Regions from separate parts of the Homo sapiens genome. Here region 2 is linked to region 1. A link is a contact called in ENCODE Hi-C or POLR2A ChIA-PET data. All regions are on one chromosome and are shown on one strand. Each heading gives the region's core, a stretch centred on a gene start or an enhancer-like site at or near the end of the contact. The rest is flanking DNA. Distances are from core to core; before and after follow the strand shown. Region 1 holds the start of PCSK4 (proprotein convertase subtilisin/kexin type 4). Region 2 holds the start of ZNF555 (zinc finger protein 555).

Region 1 (3,589 bases), core at 728-3,227:
CTGTGTTTGTGGGGGTTGCTCTCCAGGGTCCCCATGTGCCTGGGGCTCTGTCTGCAGTCGGAAGGGGTCGAGGCTTTTGGACCACCTGTCCTTGGGCCCACAGACGCGTCGTTGCTGCCGCGGGTGACTGCAGGTCCCCGGGTCCCCACCCCACTCTCTCCCCCATCCCTGTTCTAGATCCTTCTATCTCTCTCCTGCATCACTTCCTTATTTTTTTTCTTTTTTTGAGACAGAGTCTTGTTCTGTCGCCCAGGCTGGGGTGCAGTGGCGCAATCTTGGCTCACTGCAACCTCTGCCTCCTGGGTTCAAGCGATTCTCCTACCTCAGCCTCCCAAGTAGCTGGGACTACAGGCGCACACCACCATGCCCGGCTAATTTTTGTACATTTAGTAGAGATGGGGTTTCGCCATGTTGATCAGGCTGGTCTCGAACTCCTGAGCTTAAGTGATCTGCCTGCCTTGGCCTCCCGAAGTGCCGGGATTACAGGCATGAACCACCACGCCAGGCCTGGCTTCTCTCTTGCAAACCACATCAGGAACTGGCCACTGCTCTCCCTCCCGGTGCTGTAAGCAGGCAGCTGTCCAGTCCTGTTCAAGGCACTTCCTGGCCTCCGAGGGCTTCCCAGGCTCCATCCCAACCCCTCAGCTTGACATCCCAGGCATTTTCTAGACAGGGCCCAGCCCGATGGGACCCAGGCCCCTTTCTGAGCGCCTGGACACTGCGTCCTGAGGGCCACTGGGTGACTGTAAGCCTCCTACTTTTTTTTTTTTTTTTTTTGAGACGGAGTCTCGCTCTGTCGCCCAGGCTGGAGTGCAATGGCGCGATCTCGGCTCACTGCAAGCTCCGCCTCCCGGGTTCACACCATTCTCCTGCCTAAGCCTCCTGAATAGCTGGGACTACAGGCGCCTGCCACCATGCCCGGCTAATTTTTTTGTATTTTCAGTAGAGACAGGGTTTCACCGTGTTCGCTAGGATCTCGTCTCGATTTCCTGACCTTGTGATCCGACCGCCTCCGCCTCCCAAAGTGCTGGGATTACAGGCGTGAGCCACCGCGCCGGGCCAAGCCTCCTACTCTTTGGAACCCATTACGGTGTCGTAAAATCCCCTTCCCTCCATCCCATGACCTAGACGGTGGGGAAGTCACGCCGTCTGTCCCTCCTTACCAGAGCCCCTGGGGCCCAGAGGAGGGAGGGGGAGGACAAGAGGTGCCCACTGTGTACCAGGCCCTGGCAGGCGCCATGATTTCCGTATCTGGGTCTTCCTGCCTCCTCTTGCTGTATAGACTTGGGGCCCGGGCGGGTCTGAGCCACAGAAAGCACACAGCTGTTCATAACAACCACGAGAACCACAGAAGATGGCTGGTGGCCCCAGGAGGCAGCTGAGACCCCGGGCAGGGGGTTGGCCTCCAGGCCAGGCTCACCTTGGGGTTTTTCTTCAGGTGCAGGCGGTGGCCCCAGTGCGGGGTCAGGGACTGCTGGACCACGCCCCGGTGCCGCAGGTGAAAGTACTGCCCGTCAGGGAAGATCTGGGGATGTGGGGAAGCGGCCGCACCGATGGGACCCGGCTCCCCTGCTGAAGCCCCCGAGGGCCGGTAACAGCCCCCTTCTTTGTCCTTCCCCAGCAGGTGCTCTCTGGGAGTCCCAGAAGCTGAGCTTGGCTGAGGCAGGGGTGGGCTGGGACTCTTGATATTTAGAAGACCTTGTGGGCTCCCTCCCCCTTGTCGGGGTCTAGGGTTGTTCAGTCCCCTCCAAGCCCCCACTTCCCGTCTATCCCGGTCCCACCCACCGGCCCCAGGTTGACGAAGCCGAATTTGCGTGCCAGGCGCTCGACCTCCCGGTTACCCTGGGACACCTGGACGGCCCAGCTGCTGACATAGATGGGGGCTCGGACCGGGGCCCACCCCACAGCCCGGGGGCGGACAAGGGCCAGGGCCAAGACCAGGCGCAGCCACAGCGCAATCGGGGCGGGCCGCATGGAGGCGGGGCGGGAGCGGGGCCTGCGCAAATCCCCTCCCTCCCGCCAAACCGCCGAGTGGGCCCAGGCGTCCGACCCGCCCCCGGCGCCATAGCAACGCAGAAGGCTTCGACTCCCAGGGGGCCTTGCGGCTACTCAGCCAGGAGGGGCGCGAAGATCTAACAGAAGCGGGAGAGGGACGCACGCCTGCCCGTCTTCCGCAGACCCACACCCTCGGGAGCCTCAGTTTTCCCATTTGTACAACGACAAGACTAACCCAGAGAAGCGGGTTCACTGTTGCGATAACGCGTCCTACCCTTTGTTTGACCTCTCCCACTTTCCAACACACCCCTCCTTCGAGAATCAGCCCGGCCTCCTGTCCGGCCTAATCAGAATCATTCTTTTGCGTAATCCCGCCTCCTCCGATAAGCCTCGCCCCGTTCCCGCCCCTACCATTCCGCCCTGCCTCCTTTGTGATCAGCCCCGCCCTCCACTGGTCTCGCCAATGAATCGCGTCCCGTTTCTCCAATCGGCTCGGATGTTTCTTTAGCCCCTCCCCCCGGTTCCGCCCCCCCACGCCTCTCCTCGCCCTGGCTCCACCCTTCAGCCAATAATCCCATCCTCTGACACCGCCCTTCCAATCAGCTACGTCTCGCTCCGGCCCGGCCAATCGGTGCCCTGGGCCGCCGCGCCCCGCCCTCTCCCGGCGGGGTCTGGGCAGCGGCGGCCGTGGCGGAGGGCTATGCGGCGGGGGAGACGGGGCAGGCCCCTCCTCCTTTGTCCGCCCTGCCCTCCCATTGGTCCTAGCGGGGGGCCGGGGGCGGACACCGGCGCGGGGCCGGAGCATCGCGGCTCAGGCTGCGGGAAAGCGGTGCGCGTGCAGCGGGGTGGGTGCCCTGGTCCGCGGGCGAGCTCGAGCAGCCAACCCCGGGCGCGTCGGGGCCATGGACGGCCTGAGGCAGCGCGTGGAGCACTTCCTGGAGCAAAGGAACCTGGTCACCGAAGTGCTGGGGGCGCTGGAGGCCAAGACCGGGGTGGAGAAGCGGTATCTGGCTGCAGGTGAGCCGTCGGCGCTAGCCCGTTTCGCCGACGGGCACACCGAGGCCATGGGCCTGGGGGTCGCAGACCGGACTCCTTCCCCGGCTACGGGGTCCGGTCCGGCCGGTGGAGCGCGCGAGGTGACTGGGACCTCGAGGTCCGCCCGCAGCCCTTCCCTTGCCCGCGCCCTGCGACCCTGCTCCCGGGCCACCCCTCTCTAGCTTCCGCCCCTGGCCGCCCCCCGACGCCTCCTTCCGGGCGCTGGGTGCCTGCCATGCCGAAGTCCGGTTCTTCCAGTTGCCCAGTGGCCCCAGAGGGGTCGGGATGCCAGTGTCCTGCGCGTTTCGCCGTCCCCCTTCCCCCGTGGACCCCGGCCTGGCTGCAACAGTAGAGATCTTCCCGTTTTTCTGAGGGGAGGCTCCTGGCGGGAAGGGGAACGGACCGTCCTGGGGGCCTGCCCAGGACCCTTCTCCTTTCCTCCTCCTCTCCTGCCCTAGCTCACCTTCCCCCAGCTCAATGGCTTAGTGCCACCGAGCGTAAATGTTTGTTAAGACGGAGTTGGGTTGTCTGACGGCTGTGATGTGGGGAGGCTGGACTG
Region 2 (3,907 bases), core at 109-2,608, 1.4 Mb after region 1:
TGGTCTCGATCTCCTGACCTCGTGATCCGCCCGCCTCGGCCTCCCAAAGTGCTGGGATTACAGGCGTGAGCCACCGTGCCCGGCCTCAAGCGATTCTCTTGCCTCAGCCTCCCTAGCTGGGATTACAGGTGCGCGCCACCACGCCCGGCTAATTTTGTATTTTTAGTAGAGACAGGGTTTTGCCATGTTGGGCAGGCTGGTCTTGAACTCCTGACCTCAGGTGATCCGCCCGCCTCGGCCTCCCAAAGTGCTGGGATTACAGGCGTGAGCCACAGCGCCCGGCCAGCTTTTCAATCTTCCAAATTTTGGGGGGATGTACTTAAAAAAATGATCTGAAAACATTTTCCTTAGAGTTTAAAATATGAACTTGAGAGTTTTTTTGTTTTTTAATATGGAGTCTCACTCTGTCGCCCAGGCTAGACTGCAGTGGGGCGATCTCGGGTCACTACAACCTCCACCTCTCGGGTTCAAGCAATTCTCCTGCCCCAGCATCCCCAGTAGCTGAGATTACAGGCGCCCGGCACCACGCCGGGCTGATTTCTGTATTTTTAGTAGAGAAAGGGTTTCACCATATTGGCCACGATGGTCTCAAACTCCTGAACTCAGATGATCCGTCCACCTCGGTCTCCCAAAGTGCTGGGATTACAGGCGTGAGCCACTGCGCCCAGCCAAATGTGAGGGTTTTAATGAACATCTCATATCTTCTGGTTGATTTGAGCAAAGCTCCTGCCCCCTGCCAGGCTTTGGGTTCGGCCTCCCCCAGACCGGGTCTCCGGATTCGCAGCCCCCTGGGCGGGGTCTCCATGTCGCCCGCAGCGCGATGACGTCACGTCTGCGGGTCCCGCCCCCACGTAGGTCTCGGCCCTTCGGACCCGGCGCCCAGCCCCCGTTCGCCCTGCCAGGCCCGGGCCGCCCGCTTGCATCCACCTCCTGTCCGGACAAGGGGTCGCCTCGTGAGGAAACTAGTCTGGAGTTCCCACGCCCGTCCCGGAGGAGGACGCGGGCGGGGCGCCCGAACTGCGGGGAGAGGGCGATTCCGCCCCGGGCTGAAACCAGTTCGCCCAGAAGCCAGTGTCCCCGCAGGGCGGGACAGCCACGCGTGTTCGCAACGCTCCCGTCACTCACCGGCAGGGGGTGGGCCCTAGGGAACTACCCAGTCAGGACGGGCGGGGGCGGGGCCGAGACAAGTATCCAATGAGGGACGCCCAATCGGAATCCGGGGAACTGCCCAATTTACAGCGCCAGGGGACGGACTGGGGAATTCTCCAATCAGAGTCGCCGACGTTGGCAGCACTGTCCAATCAGAAGCGCGGCTTCCCGAGCTCTGTCTAATCAGGCCCCTGGGACGGGACGCCTCTGTCCTAGCCGTGAGTGCCCCGCCTGCCCCTAGCGGTCCCTGGCGTCCCGGTTCCTGTCGCGCTCACCTGCGCCGGTAGCGAAGAAATCGCCCCGGGACATGGTGAGTGTGGCGCAGGAGAGGATCCCGGTGCGGGGCAGCAGGAACCGGCGACCGCCCGAGACCGCGGCTTGGGGGGAGCTGAGGGACGCGGGGGGCGGCCCCGGCGAGGGCGGCGCAGGACGGGAGCCTGGGCCCCGGGGGTCCCGCCCGGCCCCGCCTCCCGCGCTGAGGTCGCGGCTAGGGCGCTCCGAGCTCCGGGTCCCCGCCCGCCTCTGGCCCCAAGGCTGCAGAGCGGGGAGCGGCGCCCGGAGCCCGACTCCGTCCCCGTCGTCCCGGGGTCCCCGCGTCCCTGCGCTCCCGACCCCCCACGCCCCGCCCGGGGCCGCGACGCCTCGGAGCGTTTCGCTGCGGCTTCGGGACCCCCGGGCCGCGGGAGGCAGAGTCGCCCGAGACCCCGAGGTGCGGTCCAGGCTCCCCCGGGACCCGCCCTGGGGCCGACGCCGCGGTGCCTCCTGGGGTGCGGGTCCCTGGTCGGTGCCGCCTCCGCTCGCGCTCCCGCGGCTCAGCTCCTTGGAGGCCCCGCGCCTCCGGCCGCGGTCTCTGGGGGACCCTGGGTTCCTCCCGGGACAGCCCGGGAGCGGTGGGGCCTCGGCGGGGGCGGAGACGCCCCCACCTGCAAAGGCAGCCCCTGGGGCGTGCGAGGTTTCCTCCCCTGAGTCCCGGTTTTCCTTCTTGAGGACTTCTTGTCCCCTCTGACCCCAAGATGCCTGGGGTAGGTAAGGGGAAAAAAAACAAGGGTTCCTGGTCCCTGGGCTCTCACACACAAGGAAGAAAAGTAACTGAAAAGACTAGAGAAACAAGGGAGAGCGAGGACCCCAAAAGCAAACGCACGCAGACCCACAGCGGGGACGCCCGGGAGGCTGGTGCATTAGTGTCCTCGGACTGCTGTAGCAACTGACTGCAAACGAGGGGGCTAAAACCACGGAAATATATTCTTTCACGGTTCCCTAGAAAGTGTGGATTTGAAGACGTTTCTCAGTTCTGTTTTGAGTACTAGCAATGGGATTCCTTGCTGAGGCAACACCTGAGTTGGGGGTGGGAGGGCGTCCGTCGTGGTAGCCTGGCCAGACTTGACCCCTCCCTGGGTTTGTCACTGTGAAAAGATTTTCCTTTTTTCGAGTCAGCAGTTTTTAGGAAGTGAAACGTACATTTAATTAGTAGAAGTTGGAAGATAAAATATTTCCAGGCCGGGCGCGGTGGCTCAAGCCTGTCATCCCAGCACTGTGACAGGCCGAGGGGAGCAGATTACTTGAGGTCAGGAGTTGGGGACCAGCCTGGCCAACATGGAGAAACCCCGTCTCTGCTAGAAATACAAAAATTAGCTGGGCGTGGTGGCGGGTGCCTGTAGTCCCAGCTACTCGGGAGGCTGAGGCGGGAAAATCACTTGAACGCAGAAGGCGGAGGTTGCGGTGAGCTGAGAACGCGCCATTGCACTCCAGCCTGGGTGACAGAGCGAGACTCCGTCTCAAAAAAAAAAAAAAACTTCCAACGGGGTGAATTTCAGGAAAAAAATTAAAATCTGTGTCTTACATTCCATTTGTTAAACATTCCCTGGAGTGTGTGTCGTTTCTCAGATCTGTTATTTTCTGTTTTCTTTTATTACTATTATTTTTTTGGGAGCTCTGTTGCCCATGCTGGAGTGCACTGGTGCGATCACAGCTCACTGCAGCCTCCACCTCCTGGGCTCAAGCAATCTTCCTGCCTCAGCCTTCTGAACACAGGGACTCCAGGTGTGTGCCGCCATGCCTAAGCTTTTGTATTTTTTTGTTTCTAGGGATGGGGTCTCATTCTGTTACCCAGGCTGGTCTCGAACTCCTGAGCTCAGGTGATTCTCCCTCCTCGACCAGCCTTGTTCTTTTCTTTTGAATGACAATAAATAGGATTCCAGGGCCTAAACTTCAAAATGTTACTGGGGAGAAGAGTCTCAGAGAAACAGAGAAAATCTCCTTTCCACCATACGTGCAGAAAAATGAATACATTGCCACGAAACATGTTGCAGATAAATTATACAAATTTACCAAAATATGTTATTCTCCTTGACATGGTAGAGAATTTTTGACGGTGGATGATTCTGTTCTGCTTCCAATACTGCAGTACCCTTACCTTAATTCTATAATACATTTTTTGTTGTTCCTGAAATAGGTAGAATACAAGATATTTTTCTTGTTTAGATGACAATTTGTCCCAGCTCCTTATATTAAAGTGTTTATCCTCTGCAATGCCGGCCCTGGCACTGATCAGATTTCCCCGAACACAGGGGCTGCCTCAGGGCTGTGTCCCTTTACTTTGTTTTTTTGTTTTGTTTTGTTTTGAGACAGGGTCTCGCTCTATTGCCCAGGCTAGAATGCAGTGGTGCTGTCTCGGCTCATTGCAATCTCTGCCTACTGGGTTCAAGTGATTCTCCTGCCTCAGCCTCTAAAGTAGCTGGGACTGTAGGCACCTGCTACC

What was found. Hi-C counts contacts between places; a loop is a spot of excess contacts on that map. ChIA-PET counts read pairs that join two places held with the same protein, here RNA polymerase II (POLR2A). Pooled maps may share reads with other maps.
Region 2: a loop to region 1 is called in a pooled map, with 24 times the contacts of the local background. The contact joins the promoter of ZNF555 here to the promoter of PCSK4 in region 1. A Hi-C loop is called at or near these places in 6 of 50 pooled maps. POLR2A ChIA-PET finds 5 or more read pairs at or near these places in 2 of 52 experiments (HEK293 and T-cell).

The regions. Positions count from the first base shown.
Region 1 is chr19:1,488,373-1,491,961 of GRCh38, forward strand. It overlaps PCSK4 (proprotein convertase subtilisin/kexin type 4), which reads right to left and starts at 1,978. Exons shown (of 15, transcript NM_017573.5): 1 at 1,786-1,978; 2 at 1,421-1,525. The coding sequence starts at 1,974. REEP6 (receptor accessory protein 6) reads left to right here and starts at 2,809. Exons shown (of 5, transcript NM_138393.4): 1 at 2,809-3,012. The coding sequence starts at 2,898. RefSeq lists silencers at 1,718-2,147, 2,368-2,907, 2,938-3,057.
Region 2 is chr19:2,840,117-2,844,023 of GRCh38, forward strand. ZNF555 (zinc finger protein 555) reads left to right here and starts at 1,359. Exons shown (of 4, transcript NM_152791.5): 1 at 1,359-1,459. The coding sequence starts at 1,457. RefSeq lists silencers at 820-929, 940-1,129, 1,350-1,649, 1,690-1,739.